2 separate regions of the Homo sapiens genome follow, and region 2 is linked to region 1. A link is a loop called in an ENCODE intact Hi-C map of the cell type or tissue named here. Cell type or tissue: PC-3. All regions are shown on one strand. Each heading gives the region's core, and the rest is flanking DNA. Links, peaks and the distances in the headings are about the cores only. Region 1 overlaps KLF5 (KLF transcription factor 5). Region 2 has its middle 150 kb from the start of LINC00392.

Region 1 (11,651 bases), core at 4,294-9,293:
TCCAGCACTCTGGGAACCAAGGGAAGAAGAGAAAAAATCTCAGCCTCCTAAACAATTTAAAGAGCCTTACCAGTTATCTTAAATTGCACTAATGCTATAGTTTCTTTTTTGAGGCCTAACAAATACACTGTATTTTACATTATCAGAATGTAATTTACATTAATTACTATGTTAATGAGTACATAAAACATTCTTTTGCATAAAAAAGCTTAGCCTCCAATATGCATACATTCATTTAATCCTCCTAATTTTCTGTTTGGCATTCCTGCCCTCAACTGGGGCTTGTTTTTTTTTTTTTTTTTTTGGAGGCGGAGTCTCACTCTGTTGCCTAGGCTGGAGTGCAGTGGCGCAATCTCGGCTCGCTGCAACCTCCACACCTCCCAGGTTCAAGCGATTTCTCCTGCCTCAGCCTCCTGAATAGCTGGGACCGCAGGCGCCTGCCACCACGCCTGGCTAATTTTTGTATTTTTAGTAGAGACGGGGTTTCATCATGTTGGCCAGGCTGGTCTTGAACACCTGGCCTCATGTGATCCTCCTGACTTGGCCTCCCAAAGTGCTGGAATTACAGGCATGAGCCACCGTACTAGAAACTGGGGCTTGTTTACTCTGTTTAGAAATACTGTATCTTTCCCCTCTCCAGAAAATAAGCCTATAAATCCTCACTTTTCCACTGGGTGGGGACTGATTATTCCCTATCCAAAGTGTGTTTTTGTTGGGGTTCGAAGAGAAGTGGGGAACTAAGGAATGAACAACTTAGACAAACTGTTAACAGTCTTTTGGTTTTTTTTTTGTTTAAATTTATTTATTGCAGAACACCTCAGAGACTTTATTATTCCAGCATGTGTTGTGAATCTTCTAGATTTGGCAGGTCCTTGTTTAACCATAGGGCCCTTTTCCTACAGGTGTGTCCGAGGAATTCATCTGAGAGAAATACTGCATTAGATGCTTAAAATAGGTGAAGATCTCTTGAAACTTTAGATAGGAAGAGGTGCCACCACTTGACTCCATGGCATGTCTTTGGAGGTTCCTGGGACAGTACTCAGGAGTTTGGACACTGTCATCTTTATTCATCCAATTTTGTCCTGGGCAAGATCTTGCTGGTTGAAACGAAGTGATTTGGGGGTTGTTTCCTTCATCAAAGAAGCTGTTGAATAGTTCTGAAGGCTAGATCTTTACCTAGAAGTCTATGCGAGTTTCTATTCAATATCTATCTACTCCTACTGTTTCTTTGTAAACAAACTATAGCGATTAGACAAAAATTGGGCAGTACGCCAAGTTCCAATTGGCAAGATTATGTGAGTGGATATATACATATACATATATACATATATATATATGTATATATAGTCATTCAAATGTCTTTGGGTACCAAATAGCATTAAGCTTTAACCTTCATATTTAAGAATATTACCATTTATATGACACCAAATGCCTTCATGGGGTGACATGCACTGAGAGGGTCAGATGGAATAAAGATTGCTGATTTACAAACAAAAATGAAACTTCTGAGTTTTCATGTAACAAACTCTTCCAATCGTATATAGCTTTTATGGGATTTATTGTGCTTTTCTTCTTTTTATTTTTTTGAGACGAGGTCTCATTCTGTTGCTCAGGCTGGAGTGCAGTGGTGTGAATACAGCTCCCTGCAATCTCAGCCTCCTGGGCTCAAACGATCCTCCCACTCAGTCTCCAGGTAGCTGAGTCAACAAGCACGAGGCACGCACCAACCTAATTTTTTTAGTTTTTATAGAGACAGGGTCTCCTGGGCCCAAGCAGTCCTCCTGCCTTGACTTCCCAAAGTGCTGGGATTACAGGCATGAGCCACCATATTTTTTGTCTTAATAGTCACTGTTAAAACAGTTACAAATTTCCAGGTTTTGTCACCTATAACTTCAGTATGAGTAATTTTTAAAAAAGTCTCCCATTGATTAGTTTCACACTGTAGTCAAGAATCTAACCAAAGATGGAATTTGGTTAACTTCAAAGTAGGGACCAGATTTAGTAATAGAGAATAAAGCCCTTCTTTGTTACATTACAGCCCACGAGTTAATCCAAAAAGTTCTGGTGGGCTTAATTACAGATAGGAAAAGGAATTTAGCTAGATTTTTAAAAATATTTTTATGTAGGCAGGCCAGGTCATGTTTATCTAAGGATTCTCTAATTGGATGCCATGAAGTGACATGCTTAATGTGAGCTGCAATATAAGAATGAAATGACAACATGAAGTAGAACAAGATAACTTAGTAGTGGGGAGAATAAAAATTAACTGAAGATAGTTAACCCCAAAACATTACTTATTTGAAATCAAGTCACATAATTGCACTTGGAACCTGGTATATTGCTCAATTTTTGTCTAATTGCTGTAGCTCGTTTACAGATAAACAGTCAGAATATGTTTGAACCCAGATAGTCATTAAATGAGCATAACAATGATAAGCAATTAAATTATTTGCAACTTTGAAAAGTTGGTTAGGCATAGTTGCCTTTTGAAAATCATTTTCCCTTGAAAACTCACTAATACTGTTTAAAAATACACAAGGTATTACATGTTTGCTTGCATTATAATCACAGTTTCATGTTCACATACCTTATCAAAAATCCAACACCAACACTGTATCAACAGTGCAACATGAAGAGGAAATTTGGCAAACATTAGATGTATTCAATTGCTGCAGTGGCTTAAGTCAATTCACACAGAAATAGGAGGTAATTTTTTGACATCTCCTTATCAATCAATTAGAGCTGAATCACAAAAAGAATCTAAGAAGTTTCAGGGCAGGGGTGGACACAGTAGCTCACGCCTGTAATCACAAGTTGGGAAGTCAAGGTGGAGGGATCCCTTGATCCCAGGAGTTCAAGACCAGCCTGGGCAACACAGGGAGGCTCCCGTCTTCAGACACACACAAAATTAGCCAGGCATGATGACTCACACCTGTAGTCCCAGGTACTTGGGAGACTTAGATGGCCGGATTGCTTGAACCTGGGAGGTCAAGGCTGGAGTGAGCCACGGTCATGCCATGCACTCCAGCCTGGGTGACAGAGCAAGACCCTGTCTCAAAAAGAAAAAGAAATAAAAGAGAAGAAAAGAAAGAAAAGACAAAGGGAGGAAAGAGGGAAGGAAGGAAGGAAGAAAGCGAGGAAGGGAGGGAGGGAGGGAGGGAAAAAGCTGTGGCAAAGGAATGAAGTGTGTAATATTCTTGAGCTAGATATTACTCCAATGATTAGGAAGAGTGAGGAGTCAAATAATGAGGCTAAATAAACATGTTGCCAAAATACATAACTGCAGTTTTTTACTTCAGATCTGAGAACATTGGGGATCCCTCCCCCATACCATTTATTGTGGGAATATGTAATAGTGATACTGATTTTTCTTCACTTTTTTGGAGTGCAGTGGTGCGATCTCGGCTCACTGCAACCTCCACCTCCCAGGTTCAAGTGATTCTCCTGCCTCAGCCTCCCAAGTAGCTGGGATTACAGGTGCATGCCACCATGCCCAGCTAATTTTTGTATTTTTAGTAGAGATAGGGTTTTGTCATGTTGGCCAGGCTGGTCTCGAACTCCGACCTCAGGTAATCCACTTGCCTCAGCCTCCCAAAGTGCTGGGAATACAGGCATGAGCCACCATGCCTGGCTTTTCTTCACTTTTTTTAAACTAACGCTTTTCTTTTAGTAGTTGTAGATTTACTGAAGTATTGCAGATAATAGAATTCCTCTAACCCCATTCCCAGTTTCCCAGGGGGAAACAGCTTACATTAGTATGATATTAACAGCTTACATTAGTATGATACATTTGTCACAATCAATGAATTAATATGGACACATTACAGCCGAAAAGGGCATGGTGGCTCACACCTATAATCCCAGGATTTTAGGAGGGGAAGGTGGGTAGATCACTTGAGGTCAGGAGTTTGAGACCAGCCTGGCCAACATGGTATAAAACCCTGTCTCTACAAAAAATACAAAACTTGCCGGGCGCAGTAGCTCACTCCTGTAATCCCAGTACTTTGGGAGGCTGAGGCGGGCAGATCATGAGGTCATGAGATCGAGACCATCCTGGCTAACACGGTGAAACCCCGTCTCTACTAAAAATACAAAAATTAGCTAGCTGTGGTGGCGGGCACCTGTAGTTCCAGCTACTCGGGAGGCTGAGGCAGGAGAATGGCGTGAACCCAGGAGGCGGAGCTTGCAGTGAGCCAAGATCGCGCCACTGCACTCCAGCCTGGGCGACAGAGCGAGACTCCATCTCAAAAAAAAAATAAATAAATACAAAAATTAGCCGGGTGGCACACACTTGTAATCCCAGCTACTTCGACGGGCAGGCAGGGAGGTGCTGAGGTGAAAGTATCACTTGAACCCAGGAGGCAGAGGTTGCAGTGAGCCAAGATCACGCCACTGCATTCCAGCCTGGGCTACAGAGCGAGACTCCATCTCAAAAAAAAAAAAAAAAAAGATACATTAGTGAAATTCTATACTTTATTCAAATTTCCTCCATTCTCCCCCAGTGCCCTCCTTCTGTGCTAGAATCCCATCCACATGCCACATGACATTGTATCGTCATGTCTCTTGACTTTGACAATCTGTCAGACTTTGTGTTTGATGGCCTGATAGTTTGAGGAATACTTATCAGGTATTTTGTAGAATATCCCTCAATTGCAGTTTGTCTGATGTGTTTCTCATGATCACGCTGGGGTACATGTTTTCAGAAGGAGAAGCAAAGTTCCATTTTCATCACATCATATCAAGGGTACACACTATCAGCGTGACTTATCACTGCTGAGGTGGACCTTGATCAACTGGTTGAGGTGGTGAGGGCAGACTTACCCACTGTAAAGCTACTCTTCCTCCTCTCCTCCTTTCCACAAGGTAATCTTTGGAAGGAAGTCACTATATGTAGCCCACACTGAAGAGTAGACAGTTTTCTTCCACTCTTTGAGGGTGAGGTATCTAAAAAACTTACTTGGAGTCATTCGGCACAGATCTCTCTCTTCTGTTTATGCAACCATTTATATCAGTACAGACAAAGGGATAGTTTATACTGTATTATAATGCAATCCTGCTTTACTTTGTTGCTGACATACCCCGATTATTGTAGGGTTCTTTTTTTTTTTTTGACAGGAAGTCTCACTCTTGTCCCCCAGGCTGGAGTGCAATGGCACAATCTTGGCTCACTGCAACCTCTGCCTCCTGGGTTCAAGCGATTCTCCTGCCTCAGCCTCCCGAGTAGCTGGGATTACAGACACCTGCCACCACGCCCGGCTACTTTTTGTATTTTTAGTAGAGACGGGGTTTCACCATGTTGGCCAGGCTAGTCTTGAACTCCTGACCTCAGGTGATCTGCCCGCCTCAGCCTCCCAAAGTGCTGGGATTACAGGCATGAGCCACCGCGCCCGGCCGGGTTTTTTCATCGCTTCCTATATTCCTTCTGATATACCACTTTCTCACACTACAGGATGCTCCGGACTTGCATGTTTCCCACTCCAATCTTAGAATCAGCTGTTTCTCTAAGGAGCTCATTTTTTAAAAATTGGACAATGGTATTAGAAACCAAGATCTAGGAAACCGTCATTCTCAGCAAACTAACACAAGAACAGAAAACCAAACACCGCATGTTCTCACTCGTAAGTGGGAATTGAACAATGAGAACACATGGAGATAGGGAGGGGAACATCACACACTGGGGCCTGTCATGGGGTTGGGGGCTAGAGGACGGGTAGCATTAGAAGAAATACCTAATGTAGATGACGGGTTGATGGGTGCAGCAAACCACCACAGCACGTGTATACCTATGTAACAAACCTGCACATTCTGCACATGTACCCCAGAACTTAAAGCATAATTAAAAATAATAATAATAAACAAATAAAAACAAAACCTAGGCCTGGCGCAGTGGCTCACGCCTGTAATCCCAGTGCTTTGGGAGACCAAGGCTGGTGGATCACTTGAAGCCAGGAGTTTGAGACCAGCCTGGCCAACATGGTGAAATCCCATCACTACAAAAAACACAAAAATTAGCCGGGCATGGTGGCACGTGCCTGTAATCCCAGCTACTCAGAAGGCTGAAGCAGGACAATCCCTTGAACCCAAGGCAGAGGTTGCTGTGAGCCACGATTACGCCACTGCACTCCAGCCTGTGTGATAGTGTCAAAAAAAAAAAAAACACAAGATGTAGGTTCTAGGTGTACTTGTTGCTGCGGAATAAAACCAAATCCTAATGATTTTTTTAAGTGTTACACCAATTCTTCTTGTTTGCCTCTGATGACACAGCCTCCAGACTAGCACATGCAAGTTAACTCTCTATGGTGTTTTCAACTAAGGATGCTTAAGGTCTCGTGCATTACGTGGCCAGATAAGTATTCGTGAATTATGACTCCCTTTATGCTAATTTAAAAAATAAATCCCCCAGCTGGGCGCAGTGGCTCACGCCTGTAATCCTAGCACTTTGGGAGGCTGAGGTGGGTGGATCACGAGGTCAGTTCACAAGACCAGCCTGGCCAATATGGTGAAAGCCCACCTCTACTAAAAATACAAAAATTAGCCAGGCGTGGTGACGTGCGCCCGTAATCTCAACCACTCGGGATGCTGAGACAGGATAATCACTTGAACCTGGGAGGCAGAGGTTGCAGTGAGCCGATATTGCGCCACTGCACTCCAGCCTGGGTGACAGAGCGAGACTCCGTCTCAAAAAATAAATCCCCGTCTTATGTAGGTACGGGTTCAATGTGGCTCCTCTACAAATGTGTGGAATTGATTTCTCACTAACCGCCCTGATCAGACTCTTTATTGCAGGTAAAGAAGAAAAGCACCACATACATCTTTTAGGCACTTTTTATTTTCCAAAAAAAAAATTGTCGTTAATATATAAACATCTCATTCTCTCAAAAAATTCTACAACTATACAGCTGTTTGCTCCATTATTTGCATAGGAAATGACCACAATACAAAAATAAGAGGGAAAAAGAAGCAAAACAGCAACCGATTTCTGCTTTTCATGTAGGTGTGTTTCCACGTATAAACATTTTGAAGCCTCTTACAAAATTATTTACATCGTTTGTCATCTATTTACATCTTTTAAGAGCAACTTTTCTAACAAACAAAACTATAATTTATCAAGTTATGAAAATTGTCTTCTAAAAAAACTTACTATATTACCACAAAATAAATAAAGATAAACAATATTTTAAAAACAAAATTAAATTTTCATTTCAATTAAGACCCCTTTTGGCATTTTGCTTATTTATTCTGCCCTTTGGTTAACAGCATCAGCATCACATTACTATTTTATATTGCATATATGTAGCATTTGCTTCCTTAAGTTTTCAACATATCATTTATATTTAAAGGCAGACACTGAGTCAGTATTAATAGATTAACTAAACTGCACTGTAATTTAGATAAAATTACTGTGTCTCACTGTGTATTACATGCAAAATCCACATAAATTGTCATTTAACCAACAGTACTGCACGAGCGAACATCTCGATATATGAAAACTGCATCATCAATTCAACGTTTTGGTACTTGAAACTGCATCATAAATGCAACATTGTCATATGTGAAAACGACACCCTAAGTCCTTCTTTTTAAAAATGACATTGCGTTTAGCTTATTGTAAGAGGTTGAACTTTTGTATTTTGTAACTATCTTTAAGCTCTTCAGTTTATAATTCATATAAAATGCCTTTTGTATTTAAAATAATCCTATTTTAATCAGTGCATGAAATTTGCTTTTTTAAAGTTCATTTGAATGATTATTCCTTCCCTCTAAAGAAATGATTTTGGTAATGTTGAGAGGTACCTTACCACAAATCCTAACTGTAAGTGTATTCATGGTTATTTTCAAAAGAATTATGACTCTTCCCCAAAAGAATCCTAAAAAACTTGTAATAAACCTATAAAGCTGATTTGCATATTTACAAAATTTTGAATAGCAAATATAGGCAACTCATATATGTATATAATTTTTAAAAACCCACACATTTGTTCAATGGCTATTTGTGAATTGCCAGGTATACTGTATCTCTAAGGAATTACCTACTATTGAAAAAAACTACTCAATGCCAAGTAAAATCTTGACATACAATCCATTCTTCTTCTGGTGCCTGCCAACTGATTTGTTTACTGAACACTGTCACATTAAATGATGGTGCCTAGGTAAAAACGCTGCACACACTCCCCTCCACCCCCACCCCTTACCCATGTTGAGACGTGGCTGCCTGTCATGAGATGAGATCTGCTTGAGTAAAGCCATATACATTACAGCAAGCATTCCAGATTCTTAAAATGACCAAACACTTTGGTATTAATACAATGTATTCCCTGTTTTCTCAAATATACAAAATATACATTTCCAGTTTTAGTTGTGGTTTTCTTGCTTTTGTTTGTTTTTGTTGTTTTTACACAGGAATAGTTAGGTCTGTCATTTGAGGGAGCCCAGGGGACCTGGAACGGGTCACACGGGCAGTGCTCAGTTCTGGTGCCTCTTCATATGCAGGGCCAGGTGGTCAGAGCGCGAGAAGCTGCGGTTGCACACCCCGCACTGGAAGGGCTTGGCGCCTGTGTGCTTCCGGTAGTGGCGGGTCAGCTCATCCGATCGCGCGAACCTCCAGTCGCAGCCTTCCCAGGTACACTTGTATGGCTTTTCACCTGTGACAACGAACAAAGGAGGTAAAGCGGCCTGCTTGTAATGCAAACATCCTAGATAACACCGGAGAAGGAATTTCAAAGAAAAAAAAAATCTTGGCCAAGCGAAAGAAGGAAAGCTCATGAATTCCATTATGAGTAAATACATATCAAAGCCACTCAAAGTAAGCTAGTTAAGAGTTATTTCTTATAACCTCCAAGTATTTTTTACCTCATAAAGAAAAAAGCATTTTGTGTACCTTTGAACAACTGAAGAATAACAATTTTAGACAAGTACAAAACGAATCAGTGCCCTTATTTTTATGTACTCCTACACACATAAATCCAGGAAATGACTAGATGAGCCTGAGTGGCTTTATCATTATTGTGCAAATACAGTTTCTATACCAACAAACCCAAATTAAATTATTATAGGACTAATGGCTGTAAGGTGGGTGAGGGAGGAAAAAATTCAGAAGCTGTTGCACGAATCACCTATACATTGAATTTCATGTACCACAACTGCTTAACCAGAAACTGGTCCTAGATGTTTCTAAATTAGCCAGACAGAAGCTTGCAGCTCATCAATCAGTTCACTTGAAAACATGGCCTCCAAAATGGACTATTAGGGCATTCACTCTTTGAGAGTCACACACACCTTCACACACCTTCCTTTTGCAGATTGAAGCAAAATAGTCTGGTACTGATAACTTCACATTGGTAAAAAAAAAAGACCATGAAACAACTGTAAAAACTGACATTTGTTGACTTGTATTTAGTTTTTCTTTGTCATGTGTTACACCCAAAATTCATTCCATAAACAATTCGCCAAGCATCTATTATAGGCCAGGAACTGTCCCAAATACTTGTGATACAATGGCTAACAAAATAAAAACAGTTGGCCTCATGGAGCTTACATGTGTAATATACATCTAAAAGTCTGAAATTGTTCAACCTACCCATTCCATTCTTTCACAGTTCTCTTCCCTTGAGTATTGAGTTGGTATGTTCCTCCCTCCCATCCTGTAATGTATATTATTCCTAATGCTCCCCAAAGCTTGCCAGCTGTTTAACTTTCAAAACCACTAAATATTCATAATGTAGTCTTAATTCTCTGTTTGTGAAGAATCCTACTGGAGATCATATATTCCAGTAGGAATAAATGCCAAAACGTTCTTTCAGTGAGCATTAACTAGCAGTTCCTACATTTATGATTTTATAATTTTCTATGAATTTTTTATAAGAATTCGTGAGATAAATTTGTATATTAAAGTATTACTGGCTTACTGCTGAGTTTTATATAGATACTTTTTCACCTCTTAAATTCCCTTAAAAAAATGTTTCCTTCTGAAAGGGAGGAACCTCAGAGTTGCTTTGAACACTTGTTTAGTTCTGACGAAACAGAAACTGCACAACCTTTCTGCCTAATTTAGCAGTATCATGTTCAGGAAGTTGTAGGATTAACCAAGTCAGTCTAAACTTTAAAAGACCCTGTCCTCATCAACTGAGATTTCTACAATTTGTGGTTAATATATTTTTGTTGTCATGATAACCACTCTGACTCTCAGACAAAGAAGAAAGTGCCAAAACAGACGACATGAAAGTGGTCCCAATTTTTTTTCCCTTGAGAGTTCACCTACATTTCCCATGGTATGGATTGCTGTGCCATACTTCCTCTCTTCTCTCCTCTGCCTCTGACCCAGACAGTTTTTGTTTTAATTCCCTTTCTGGTTCCTATCAATCCACTTTAAAAATGAACATCTCAATTCTAGAAGTTTTTTCTCCCCTCATAGTAGATTCTAACCAGAAATTTAACCTAAGACACTCAAGCCATTTACAAAACAAAGTATAAATCACGTTCTGTCACTTACAATCACATAAAATGTCTGATATATAGAAATATTTTAACACCAGTAGTAAATATAGCTATCACATTTGTAGATGTAAATTGATCACAAAAAAAATTTTTGCACAGTACTATTAGTTTTTGTTCCCTGTGAAAAATAAACCACAGAAACAAACATATTGGTTAAATACTTTACTGTCATTTAATGGAAAGAAAAAGTTATTTCTGATGTCTGAGACAAGGAAAAAAATTCCTATAGTGCTCCCAATTTTAAAAGAAATCATTCTAGTCTTTTGAATTTAATAATTAAATAGCAGAACTGAATTTTCAGAGTTTATGTAAGAAACAAGGGACACTAGACTCTTTTTGTTCACTATTTTTATTGGCTATGAAGCAATAAACTGCACCAGTATTTTTTAAAGTTTACTTTACTGATTGCTTGAAATACGGTAGCCATTAAAGTTTCTAAAACATTTGGGGTTTTGCTCTCAATTTATGCACATCTATAGAGTATTCAGCCAAGAATACTACCAGTGTCTGGAATGTTAGTTACTGGGGCCAAGTCTTACCATAAAAGTAAGGACAACTATCCCCCCACTTGGGGCAGTTTCTATGGGATTTGTTCAAGTGTCAACACCGTTCAAGTAAAACATCGTAGAGGAAACTGGTACCCAATTTCTGGCCAAACAGCAGACTTGGGCCTTTCTTCCTCAGCCAGAAACACTATGCACAGTACTTCTGGGAAACCAAACTGACTTCCTTTAAGTTATATTTCAACAGGATAGAGCTTTCAAAAGTTTAATTGGATTTTTACAGAATCTCTTTCCAATACCACCAATTTAAAATATTTAGTTAAGCTCTTTCAACATCAACTGTATTTTTAAGTTCTCATGCTGTTAACGTGAAACTTTCCAAAGGCAAAAAGAAAAAAGTGACAAGTTTGTACAGCACAGAAAACAAGCTCCCACTTTATCTCAAAGTATGTGTTTTCTCATTCTGTTTTTAAATTACAGGAGTATTTTGCTAGAATCTCTAATCTTTGAAAACTATGTTCAAGTTAAACATGCATACTATCCACGCTGATAAAGTCATTAACATACTTTACAAAAATGTTAAGCAGAAACATTACCGGTAAAAGGAAAAGGGAGCAGGCACCAGCAGCCATGGAGCACATACTCCAGAGCGAG
Region 2 (11,651 bases), core at 1-5,000, 340 kb before region 1:
GAAAGGCAAATCATCTGAAGGTTGCATGGTGAGGAGCATGGAGGGAATCAGAATGGAGGACTGAGCTGACCTTAAACAGCATGAGATCCTCAGCCAGTAGAGGAGGGTCTTGCCAAGTCTCCCCTGAGATTTGGCTTCTGTGACTCTCAACATTTTCTAGGCCTCCGTATTTGATGAGCCTTGTTATCAGAGATGTTTCCTCCAAGTCAGGAAAGGAAACAAATGTTTGAGTTTCCACAAACTGAGTACAAAGTTACAACCACATTGTCTTTCTTTCTCATATTCCAGTCTTTCTTTCTCATATTCCTCCGTTTACCTAAGTTGAAATGATAGTATTTCCCAAATTCTCAATTCACCATATACAGATGGCTAATCATATCCATTGTGTAAGAATTTTGCAATTCTAACTTCATGGAAAGTTAATGTTTTAAAAAAGAGCACCTTATTTTCAAAATTCTGGGGGATACCTTACTATCACCCTCATACACTGACATCAGCTTTTAATTCCCATTTGAGAACAACCATCAGAAAACTACCAAAAAGCAACTGCCTAGATTGTAGCCATGTCAGACAAATTCATCTAAAATATTCTATTTATTCTAACATGAATTATTTTGTAGATACACAGGCACTCTCAAAATGGTCATAAATTCCTACACAAAAGGAAAATTATAACTACGTCCTTTGTTACTTAAGTTGACTCTATCAGTAAGGCTAAAAAAAAAAAGTGAATGTCTGACCAGGACCTTCTAAGTTGTTCACAAGGTTTTGGCTATGACATTGTAACTCTACTTCAGAACAGAGATTTCCAGAAATCTTCCCTCAGAAATAGCAACTGCATTGCTAAATGAGCCATGCCTGGTTGTTCTGTCTGCTTCCTTCCTGCTTTGTGGACAAATTCTTATTTATACAATCATGGCATTTAAGTACTGGATGAGACCTAAAGAAATTCCAGTTAAGCCTTCTGCTTTAACCCAACACCACATCAGATTACCCAGGGCTTACCTCTTCAATTCTTAAAGATTTCCTGGAGCAAAGACCCACAATTTCCCTCCCTAGTAAGTTCTAGAGTTTAATCAAGAAGTTTTTTCTTGTGTGTAAACATAAGCTTTCTTGCGGCAACTTAAGCCCATTTCTATTTCTGATCTCTATGGAAATAGAGAACCAAGAATACTTGTTTCTTTAATAAATAACATTCCATAGACTTGAAAACACTGAAGTTTTCCCTAATTGCTTTCTTTTCAAATTACATTTCCCACAGCCCTTTAACTTTTCTTCATCTATTCTATTTCCCAATATTTTAATTATCTTTGTTTCTTTTTGGGTGCTTAACAAATTTTTTAAAGGCCATGTAAAATTCAGACAGATCCAATTATACTTAAAATGGTGTAATAAGTTTCCAATCGTTTCTCCAAATAAATATTTTATTCCACTTCCCATATCATTAAATTGTGACTACATCTTGTAATATGTTGGCATTAGGTGGGAAAAGAAGCTGTATGTGGATGACCCTCTATGGCTTTGTCTCTTCTTCAACTTCAGTTTGGGGTTACTGATGCTCAGAACTTTCCTCCAATATTTCCTCTTACCTTTAGACTCTCCGCTTTTCTCAAATAGGAATCATCAGTCAACTCAAAGCAGGATGTCCCACCCCTCAACCCAAATTCCAAATTTCTCCAACGAGTCTAAAGTCATTGCCTCAGCAGTTGGAGCCAATTCCACACTGTGTTAAACATGAAGTCGTTTCTTTATGATTTCTCTGGACCATGAACATTCCCATAAGCAGCCTCAACATAGTGAACCGATTATCATGACTACTACATGCCTTTATATCAGGAGTTGGATTGTGATTTTAACAATCCAGTTGAGACAGAACCTTAAAATGAGAAATTTGCAAGCAGTGGCAAGGAGGTGCTTAGGAAAGGCCATCAAAATGATAAGAAAAATAAAAAGAGAAGTGTTTCATGATTGCCATCATGTGGGATCATTATGGCTATGTTTTGTGAAAATTCCTGTAGCAACAATTGGCTGAAGCTAAGGGGTTGGGGAGGCAATGATTAGGAATCCAACATAAGAAATAAAATAACGGAAAGAGCTAAACTTGATGTAATTCAAATAGCAAATCATCATTCCTGTAAATAACTCAACGACATGTCCTTAGTTCCTTTAGGTTTTATTTCATCATCGTCACATATTGAGAAGCTACATAGCCTGGTGCTTAAGAGCATAGGCACTGAGGTCAGACAGTCTGTGTTCAACTCCTGAGTTTATCTCTTTAAGAGTTCTCTAATAAAGTTGTGTAAATTACAGCTTGTTTTCCTTTTTAAAAATCTATCTCACAAATGCTTATCATACACTAAGAATTTTTGTAAATTCTTTTTTGTTGTTGTTGTTGTTGTTGTTGTTTTGAGACGGAGTCTCGCTCTGTCGCCCAGGCTGGAGTGCAGTGTTGCGATCTCGGCTCACTGCAAGCTCCGCCTCCCGGGTTCACGCCATTCTCCTGCCTCAGCCTCCCGAGTAGCTGGGACTACAGGCGCCCGCCACCACGCCCGGCAAATTTTTCGTATTTTTAGTAGAGACGAGGTTTCACCGTGTTAGCCAGGATGGTCTCGATCTCCTGACCTCGTGATCCTCCCACCTCGGCCTCCCAAAGTGCTGGGACAACAGGCGTGAGCCACCGCCCCCGGCCAATTTTTGTAAATTCTTCACAAACATTGATTCATTGAATCGTTGTAACAACCCGATGAGGTAGAAGTTATTATAATCTCTGTTTACAGATGGAGAAATGAAGGCCAAGGGAAATTTATTGCCCAAGGCCACACCTAGAAAATGGAAGATTCAGGCTTTGAGCCGAGTGGCCCGGATTCAGGCTCTGCTCTATCACTACCCCTGGGCGAGGGGGGAGGCGGGGTATCAGGATTAATAGAAATCACTTTCCATCGCCTGGGAAAAAATAAGTACTCAGTAAGTGGTAGGCTTTGTGCATTTGCGTGTATGTGGTGATGGTAATTATGTTCTTAACGTTATTTTCCAAAGTGAACAGGCTATGATCCACTATGTATGAGGCTGACTTCCAAGGGTGTGGTAGGAAGTGGCACTGCTGATCAGCAGGTGGAGCTCTTTTCTCTCATTATATATTTACCCCAATACCACCAACAACAACCATTTCCTCCACCCTTGTATCGTGAGTTCATTGGGTAATGCTCGCTATGTCTAATATTCAACTGAGACTCCATTCAGCGCCATCATAAAACTTTATATAAAAAGGCTTTGATAATATTAAAACTTTTTATCAAGCTGCATTTGCGCAGAATCTATAAAGTCTAATAATGCTCATTTTGTGCCTCTATTCAGTTGAATAAAGTTGATATTTGTTATATGAAGATTTGTTGAGAGTAACAGGTAAAATATGCCGTGACATGTATATAACAGCTGTTAAAATACTTAGCTTACATAGTCATAGCGCATTATACACTTAATTTCAAATTGTGTTTGCATAAATTTACAACTCTGAGCAAGGCAGGTCTAGGATAATTATACCCATTTAGCAGATTAGAATAGTAAGGCCAGAGACATTAGATGAAGTTAACTGAATACGAAAACATTCTTATTGGGACACGGGATTTTCGGCTCTTTCTAGGCTTCTTCCACTATAATATGTTGGTTGTTACCGATGCTCTGTGAGTAACTGTTGTTTCCTTCCTTACCTTTTTTATCCTGTGCTGTACTGAAAATCCAGGTGGCTATATCAAGACACAGATTAACTCAGTGACAAAACAAACGAACAACAAAAACAAACAAACAAAAAACCAAAACACTGGGTCTGAATTCTGCCTTTACCACTTAGCTATGTGAGCTTGGACAAATTACTTACTCTCTCTGTGGTTTGGTTTTAATTGGGGCTACTGATTGGATCTACTTAGTAGGATTGTTGAAGGGAGTGAATGACTTGATCCAATAAGGCATTTAAAGCAGTTCCCAGCCCTTAGAGAGCATGCAAGAATTGTTAAGCATATCATTAGCTACTCTTTCTCCCCGCCCTCCTTCCTTGCTGCCTCCATTCTACAAACATTTTTGGAGTACTTGTGTGGAACCAGGAAGCCACAAGAGAGACACTAGGAATGTGAGACCAGGACTTAAAGTTAGGCTTTCAAGGACCAGCTATGCTACTGGAGAGAGAGAACACCCAGCAAGAGCCTTCAGGGATCTCAAACAAGAGGGAGAGAAGGCAAGCAGAGAATTAATCCACTGTCACCAACGTGTTCATGTTTTGTTTTCCTCAGCAGAAGTAATCACTCATTCATTAAGCAAACGTTTATTGAGCACGGTTCTCTGTTCTCCATTCAGTTTGTGGTGCAAAGTGCTGAGGAGATTTAAAACAAAAGTAGGTCAGATATGGTTTCTATCCCCCAACAACTAAAATCTAATTCAGAAGACAAGAAATGTGATAAATAAATATCGAAGGCAGACGATACATACCATAAGAAAGGGGTGAGATTCTTTTATAGTCATTCCTACAGTTAGTACAATAATCACTCAACATTTATTGGATGCAGCAATTAATGTGATATGATCTCATTTCTAAAACTTTGTATCAGCATAGAAGATCATTGAGGAAAATAAATTGGGTGAGTGGGATGAGATATATTTTTATTTCCTTATTTTCATTGTAATGATAGTGTAATAAAATATCTTAATAAGAGAAAGCTTACTGAAGAAAATATTATGAAGTGCCTTTCAACTTTTTACTAGGAAGCTCAAATAGTCCTTCAGGCAAGGCAGTTTAGTGAAAAGAAAATGAGTGGGGTAGACAGGAGACAGAGGTCTCACCCTTGCTCTTTGCTTGACCTTGAAAAATTCATTTAACTTCTTACTAACTTCAGTCGGGTCTATGTAATGGAGATCATAAAAAATGCATTGCTTCAATCTCAAGAATGCTAAAGAGATACAATAAAATAGTAAATGGGAACATTCTATAATATAAAGTCTACTGAAAGTGGGAAGCTATATAAACCAAAGCAATTGAGGGAGTAATGCAGAAAAATGAGCTAAGGCTTCGTAATTGGTAAACCAGAGGTCATGACTCTGTGCAAGCACTTATTCCATGTTAGCTTACAGTGCTCAATGCTGCCCTTCGGATTCTTATTTCTGGATCCCCATAGCACCTGGGACGATGCTTTGCATATGATAAAGATTCAGTTAACATCATTGATAGAATGGCTTTTAGAAGTTGTAATAATTTTCAGAAGCTTTGGTAAATAAATATCAAAATTCCCACTGCTTAGAAATAAATTTGACTCTCATCTTACTTTGAAATAACTTAGTTACCAATTATTGACTCCATTCTCTTATCTGAGCATTTATTGGGCACCTCATCACTCTCTATACTTTTTTTCCAACTACAGAACACAATATACAGAAAAGTATATAATTTCAGTCATAATTTTAAAATCTGGAGTCAGTGGCCTGAAAACTAACCTTAATTTAACCCTTACTCTCCCTTCCGACTTATACTACAGCCTTGTGCATGGCATGGTAGAGACTCCTTCCAGTTTGTTGAACTGACCTGAATTCAAATTTTTAGAGCAAGAACTTGAACTTAGACTTCAGTTACTAGTTAGGCTACCAATGTTCTTTGGTTCACGTAATTCACAATTAATATCCTTTCTTTCTCTAACGAATGAGACTAACAATGCAAGCCATCTATTTAATTTGAAAAGATGTTATGAAGATTCCATTCCAATTGCCATTAAACACTTGGGTATTCTCAGATGGTGTAATAGATGTAAGAATGTAAAGTACAATAACCACTGATTAAAAAATGGCCTCTGAGTTTACCTATCAATCAGCTATAGGAAAAAATAAAAAGAAACTTTAGTGTCAACTTTCCCATCTTAACTTTCTCAGTCTAAGCTTCATTTATATATACACCTAAAATATTTTTCTATAGATCATTTGCCTCTTTTACACTGAGGTTAAGGGCCTAGACAAGGAGAGGAAGATAAGAGCCTGCAAGAGGAAAAATATCTACAAAAATTAGTTTTTGTATGTGCAAATACAGAAATAAAGTAGAATATTAGTGTTATCTCTTTAAGGAGTTTGAAATGCTTTGTTCCTTGTGGTAAAAGTCTTTGCTAATCCTTAACTATACTTTAAAAAAAAAAAAGGTAAAAAGGAGAGCAACAGGCTAAAATTTCATAGTTCCCCTAATAAATAAAGCACTCAACTAAAGCAGAGGATGCTGACTTCTTGAATGTTTTACTTAGAAAATCCAAAACTGTCATAAAGCAGCCCCTCCATTTGTCATGAGGTATTAACGGGATACGGAGGGCAGAGCTGGGATGTCTAGGCCTACCCATGTGAGCTGGTTTTCCTGCTCACAGGGCCAGTGTGGGGTTATAAAGGAAGGGGAAAACTTATTTCTTCTCCTTATCTTATTAATATTCAACTCACAGTACAAATTCCACAGTACAACCTTTCAAAGACCCTAGTACACACAGAGAGATAAACAGAGTAATGCAAAGCTCTACGAATGATTTCCAATACATATAGTAACAGGGAATCATTTTCATACGGTAAGATTACGTGTGTCAAGGAAACGAGATGTAAAGGCAGCAGAATAAATATTAGCAATAGGAAATATGTCTAGAGGTGATATTTTCAGAATCACAGTCCAATACTTCCTCCCTAGGTCTACTGTGTCTGCCATTGAAGTTGAAGACATACAAGGAGCACTTGACAACTTGAGAACTGCGTTCAAGGAAAGTCTTTAACAATTCTCCTCCTCACCTCCACCCCTAGTCCTCACCTTCTCCATCTCGGAAATAGGAGGAGTCTGTTTCACTCATTCACAGGGCTCTCCAAAGAATTGCCCATAGTCCTTACCAACTTCAATTAAAAATGCCATATCAGTGCAAAGTGTTATCCTATTGTAATATTTGTATGACATGGCTCTTTCACTTTAGAATTAAAAAAAAATAGACTAGATGGTCCAAAGTGTATATTTGCATGCTAACTTCCACAGGAGGAAAGGCTATGTAAAAATTAGAGGAAAAACTATCTTGAAAACTAATTCAAGCATTCTTCTGTGTCATTGGGTGATCTCCATTTAATTAAAGAATTGTGATTGTAGAATGGGATGATGCAAACTCAAAATATATAAAAATGCTAGAAACACTTAGTCATCAATGATGATTCAGAATCAATGTGCAGGCTGGGCACAGTGGCTCACACCTGTAATCCCAACAATTTGGGAGAGCAAGGTGGGAGGATTGCATAAGCATAAGAGTTCAAGACCAGCCTGGGCAACATAGTTAGATCCTGTCTCTCGCTTAAAAAAAAAAAAAAAGAATCAATGTGCTATTTTATTTAGATGTTCTTGCTCAGTGAGGATTACTATACATTTTGCCTGTGATTGCCAGTTTTCATCATAAATAAAAAAAAATGTACAGCCTTGAAACCTTCATGGAAATAGTTTAATCTCTGAAAAGTCAGTAAGCACTTTGGTATCTTATAATGCTTCAATGTTCTTAGAATAAGTTATAATCATTATCTGGATTCACGGGTTTGAAAGATATCAAATAAATGACGGGAATTTCAATTACTACTGATCTAATGGTATGTCCTGGACTCTATTTTCTTTCTTTCTTTTTCATTTTTAAAATCCCTAATATTACCTTGTTTATTTCTCATTTGTTTTTAGTAAACAAAGATTGCAGAAAAATCAGAATGAAATTATATAGGTGGTTTTGGTTATTGGTATCTTGATTAACAGATGAAAGTTCCAGATTCTGAAGTAGTGGAAAAGAGGGGAAGTAGGGATTCTAGGCCTCTGTATGCTGGTAACCAGCCATGGGACCCTGAGTGATTCCCTTCAATTTCCTGAATATCAGATTCCCCATCAATTAAAGAAAAGTGTAACAAAAGTAACCTCCTAACAAATTTCACTTTATATGTTTTTTATGATACTTAGGGTGTAGGAAGACAATCATTTGTAAAAGTTTTTTTTTAAATGAAATTTGGCGGGAAGATGGATTACTTAAGGTCAGGAGCCTGGATTCTAGTTATCAATGCCACTAACCAGCTGAGAGACCGAGCCAAGTAAATACTTTCTGAAACAGGAAGAAGTATTAAATTAAATTAAGGTTTCAAAAGCTAAATGATTTCATGCAGGCCACCTATTAACATTTCTGGATCTCAATTTTCTCATCTAAAATGTTAAAGTGCTTAACTGGACAACCTTTAGAATCTTTTAGCTCAAAATTTCAGTGTTTCTGTATCATGTTACAAAAGTGGCCATTTTTATTATCTAGATTTGCTCTATCACTATGGTAGTCAAGTAGCCATTTTCCACACCAGTCATTATAAAGACTGATTAGCTGGCAGTAGATAGCTTCTGATTTATTTACCCATCGCTCATCAAAATAATTAATATCGTTCAGGTATTTATTGAGAGGGAACCAAATCTTGCTGATGAACCATTTCATTCATTTCTTTGTTCAGTAAATATTCTTCGAGTTTCTCTGCCTTCTTAAATGATAAATTGTTTTACCAAAATGTATTCGGCTTTAAAAAACAAAGACACTTACCTTCTTCGTGCTTCTTTAACTGTAAAATTGTGGCCATGGATATTTACCTCCATTACAGAAGGGCTTTGATGACTCATGATGTTTCTAAGGTGCATTGAGGTCCTTGATGGAAGGCGCTCCATCTGTTGCACAGTGTAATTAACATTATGAGTTTACCAAAAGAAACATAAGAGTCATTGTTAAAGAGCATCATGGGGGCTGGCTCGGCCTTTAGTCATAAGAAACTTCTGATGTAAAGGAAGGTAATAATTTATAATAGCTACTAAAAGTAACTTGGATATGAAAAGAGTTAGTTGTTTTTAAACTCAACACAGCCTTTTTATTAATTAAAGGAGTAGCCATGGTAATATCTTCAACATGTTTTATTTTTGAACTAATAAGAAAAACAATTAAGTGTCATGCTTTAGAGGCTTCTATGAAAGCTAAAGAAGGTAATATTCATACGAATTAGTCATGCTCTTCTTTAGAGAGTTCAGTTACTGCAGAGCTGGGAAATTCCTGGTCCTTTGGTCAACAGTAGAGAGATGCCTCCTCTACCATCTTTTGTATTTGCTTTACTCCTACAACACATGGCAGCAACGTCAGGGAAAAGGATATCTACTCCAGGGATCTAAGCCTGATTGCTTGACAAAGCCAAGTGAACGATTTTTCTATTTCAAGCATACTCTCTGAGTGTTAAAGAAAGCTCTAGGCAAGTTTCAGGGATCCGGAAATAGTTCCTTCTGATAGGTCAAACCTAACAGTATCATGCACATCTAGGTGTTTAGTAAAGATTGTTGATGATGTTGATGATGCCTAAGATGGTGTTAGTTATGGGAGCATGTGATTATTTTGATGACTTGGGAACAAGAGATAATTTTACTCTCAAATGAGCCACAGTTGACTGTTGTCGCCAATAAAAAAAGAGGAAGGATGGAGGCCATCATTCCAAGTGAAGTAACTCAGGAATGGAAAACCACTGTGTGTTCTCACTTATAAGTGAGAGCTAAGCTATTGGTATGCAAACACATACAGAGTGGTATAATGAGCTTTAGAGACTCAGTCAGAAGAGAGGAGGGTGGGAGGCAGGTGAGGAGTAAAAATCTACATATTGAGTTCAGTGCACATTACTTGAGGAATGAATGCACTAAAAATCTCAGACTTCACCACAATACAATTCAGCCATGTAACCAAAAACCACTTGTACCCCAAAAGTTATTGAAATTTTCAAAAGATTCAAAAAAATTATTTGTTTAATGAAAGTGGGTCAATGAGTAAAACTATGGAGTCTTTAAACAAAGTAAGAATTCCAGTAAACAAAGGAAGAATTAAAATATTTCACACAAAGCTCTCACTTCCTCTCATGGCCTAGGATAACCATGGTGTCAAGGGCCCTACAGTCTCTCCACATGTAAAATGGCGGTGCTTAGGTCTGTTGAACAAGGCGTCATTCCCACCCAACCTGCAGGAAATGTGGCGCTCCATAGGAGGTCCCCTCCCTCTGGTGACACAGCTGGGGTGCAGAGAGCAGGAGTTCGCTCTGAGGGGTCCTACAGCTCTGCCCCTTGACTCCCTGCCCAGGCTGGGCTCCTCTCCCACTGCAGAGGATCCCACTGTGGTGGTTGCCAAGTACTCACTTGTCAGCCTGTTCGCTGCCAGCCCCGTCCACCTTACCCTCCAAGAGCTACCAGATGTCCCTTCCTGAGACACAGACCTGACTGTGTCCCCTTTACATTAAACTATTCCATAGAGCCCTCTGCTCTCAGAACACAGGCTCCGATTCTGTCCTGGGACTTGAGCTCTCCCAACCCAGCCCCAGTCCCACCTTTAGACTAACATCATCCCTCCAGCGTGCCACACTCTGTCATCCCCAGGCCTTCACAGAGGCTACTCTCCTAAGCGGTCCCGTGCTCACTTAGGTGACTCCTATTCGTACTGCGGGGCTCAGCACTCTGGCTTCCAGGAAGCACCTCCTTCCACCTCACCCAGCACCAACCTGTGGCCCAGAAGACTATTCTCTGGTCCCCACTTCACCTGATGCTCATCACCGTACGAGGATAAGCTCCATAAGGGTAGGGTCTGTTTCCTTCTGCATCTGTGACATGATCTCAACCATATGAGAAAGGAAAACCCCTACAAGAGAAGAAAAATATCCCCCTCATCCCCACCATAACTGAGACGAATCATTCAGAGTTTTTTTAAAAAAGGAATGGAATATTTTCAATGTAGACATTAGGAGGTCTTTGAAAGCCAAAATTCATTGCAGATTTTCAAACTACAAACGAAAATGCCATTGAGGCACCGTACAGGTTTAAGTAGCTAAGAAACCATCAATCTCTATGACCCACCTAGATAAAAAGCACTTTTTATTAAAAAAAGAAAATGTTCTTGGGGCCAAAAGTGAAAAAACCATAGTGAAATATATCCAGTCATGATTAGTCCATGTGTTACCCTGACATCACAAAGAGCCACTGTGGGCCACGCAAGGTGGCTCACGCCTGTAATCCCAGCACTTTGGAAGGCCAAGACAGGTGGATCACGAGGTCAGGAGATCAAGACCATCCTGGCTAACACGGTGAAACCCCGTCTCTACTAAAAATACAAAAAATTATCCCAGTATGGTGGCGGGCACCTGAAGTCCCAGCTACTTGGGAGGCTGAGGCTGGAGAATCGCTTGAACCCGGGAGGCGGAGGTTGTTGTGAGCCAAGATCGCACCACTGCACTCCAGCCTGGTGACAGAATGAGACTCCATCTCAAAAAAAATTAAATCAAATTAAATTAAAAAAAAAACAGTCACTGTGATGGAATTACACACATCTATATAAGGCCCCAACTGGGCCTAGGTTTTTGGTTCGCGTAGATCAGGAAGCTGTTTTTGGTAACCTGTGGACTCTGATTGTATCTAGCTTGTTTTCTCCTTGTTGTTGCTGGTTTTTTTTTTTTTTTTTTCCTATCTTTTCCTCTTTTCTCTACATTTTTTCTTTTTTTCCCCCTTTTTTCCTTCATTTTTCAATTTATTTTTTCTTTTCTGTTTCCTTTCTCTTATTTCTTTCATTTTCTTTTCTTTATTTTTGTTTTTCTCA

What was found. Hi-C counts contacts between places; a loop is a spot of excess contacts. Peaks named below come from ENCODE experiments on the same cell type or tissue, not always from the same donor. Only the 100,000 strongest peaks of a DNase experiment are listed, where the experiment ranks them.
Region 2: it touches region 1 in a loop (5-fold over the local background); 6 of 110 quality-filtered maps call a loop at or near these places.

Annotation. Positions count from the first base shown.
Region 1 is chr13:73,072,699-73,084,349 of GRCh38, reverse strand. It overlaps KLF5 (KLF transcription factor 5), which reads right to left. Exons shown (of 4, transcript NM_001730.5): 4 at 6,812-8,642. The coding sequence ends at 8,464. Among named protein-coding and RNA genes, the nearest start is that of KLF5, 20 kb to the right of the region's middle. RefSeq lists enhancers at 8,010-8,815, 8,816-9,622. In PC-3, for the core only: no CTCF peak of the experiment used is centred there; no DNase peak of the experiment used is centred there; H3K27ac peaks cover 2,046 bases.
Region 2 is chr13:73,408,677-73,420,327 of GRCh38, reverse strand. No RefSeq gene overlaps it. Among named protein-coding and RNA genes, the nearest start is that of LINC00392, 150 kb to the left of the region's middle. In PC-3, for the core only: a CTCF peak has its summit at 3,120 (motif pointing right); a DNase peak (open chromatin) is centred at 3,107; H3K27ac peaks cover 5,000 bases.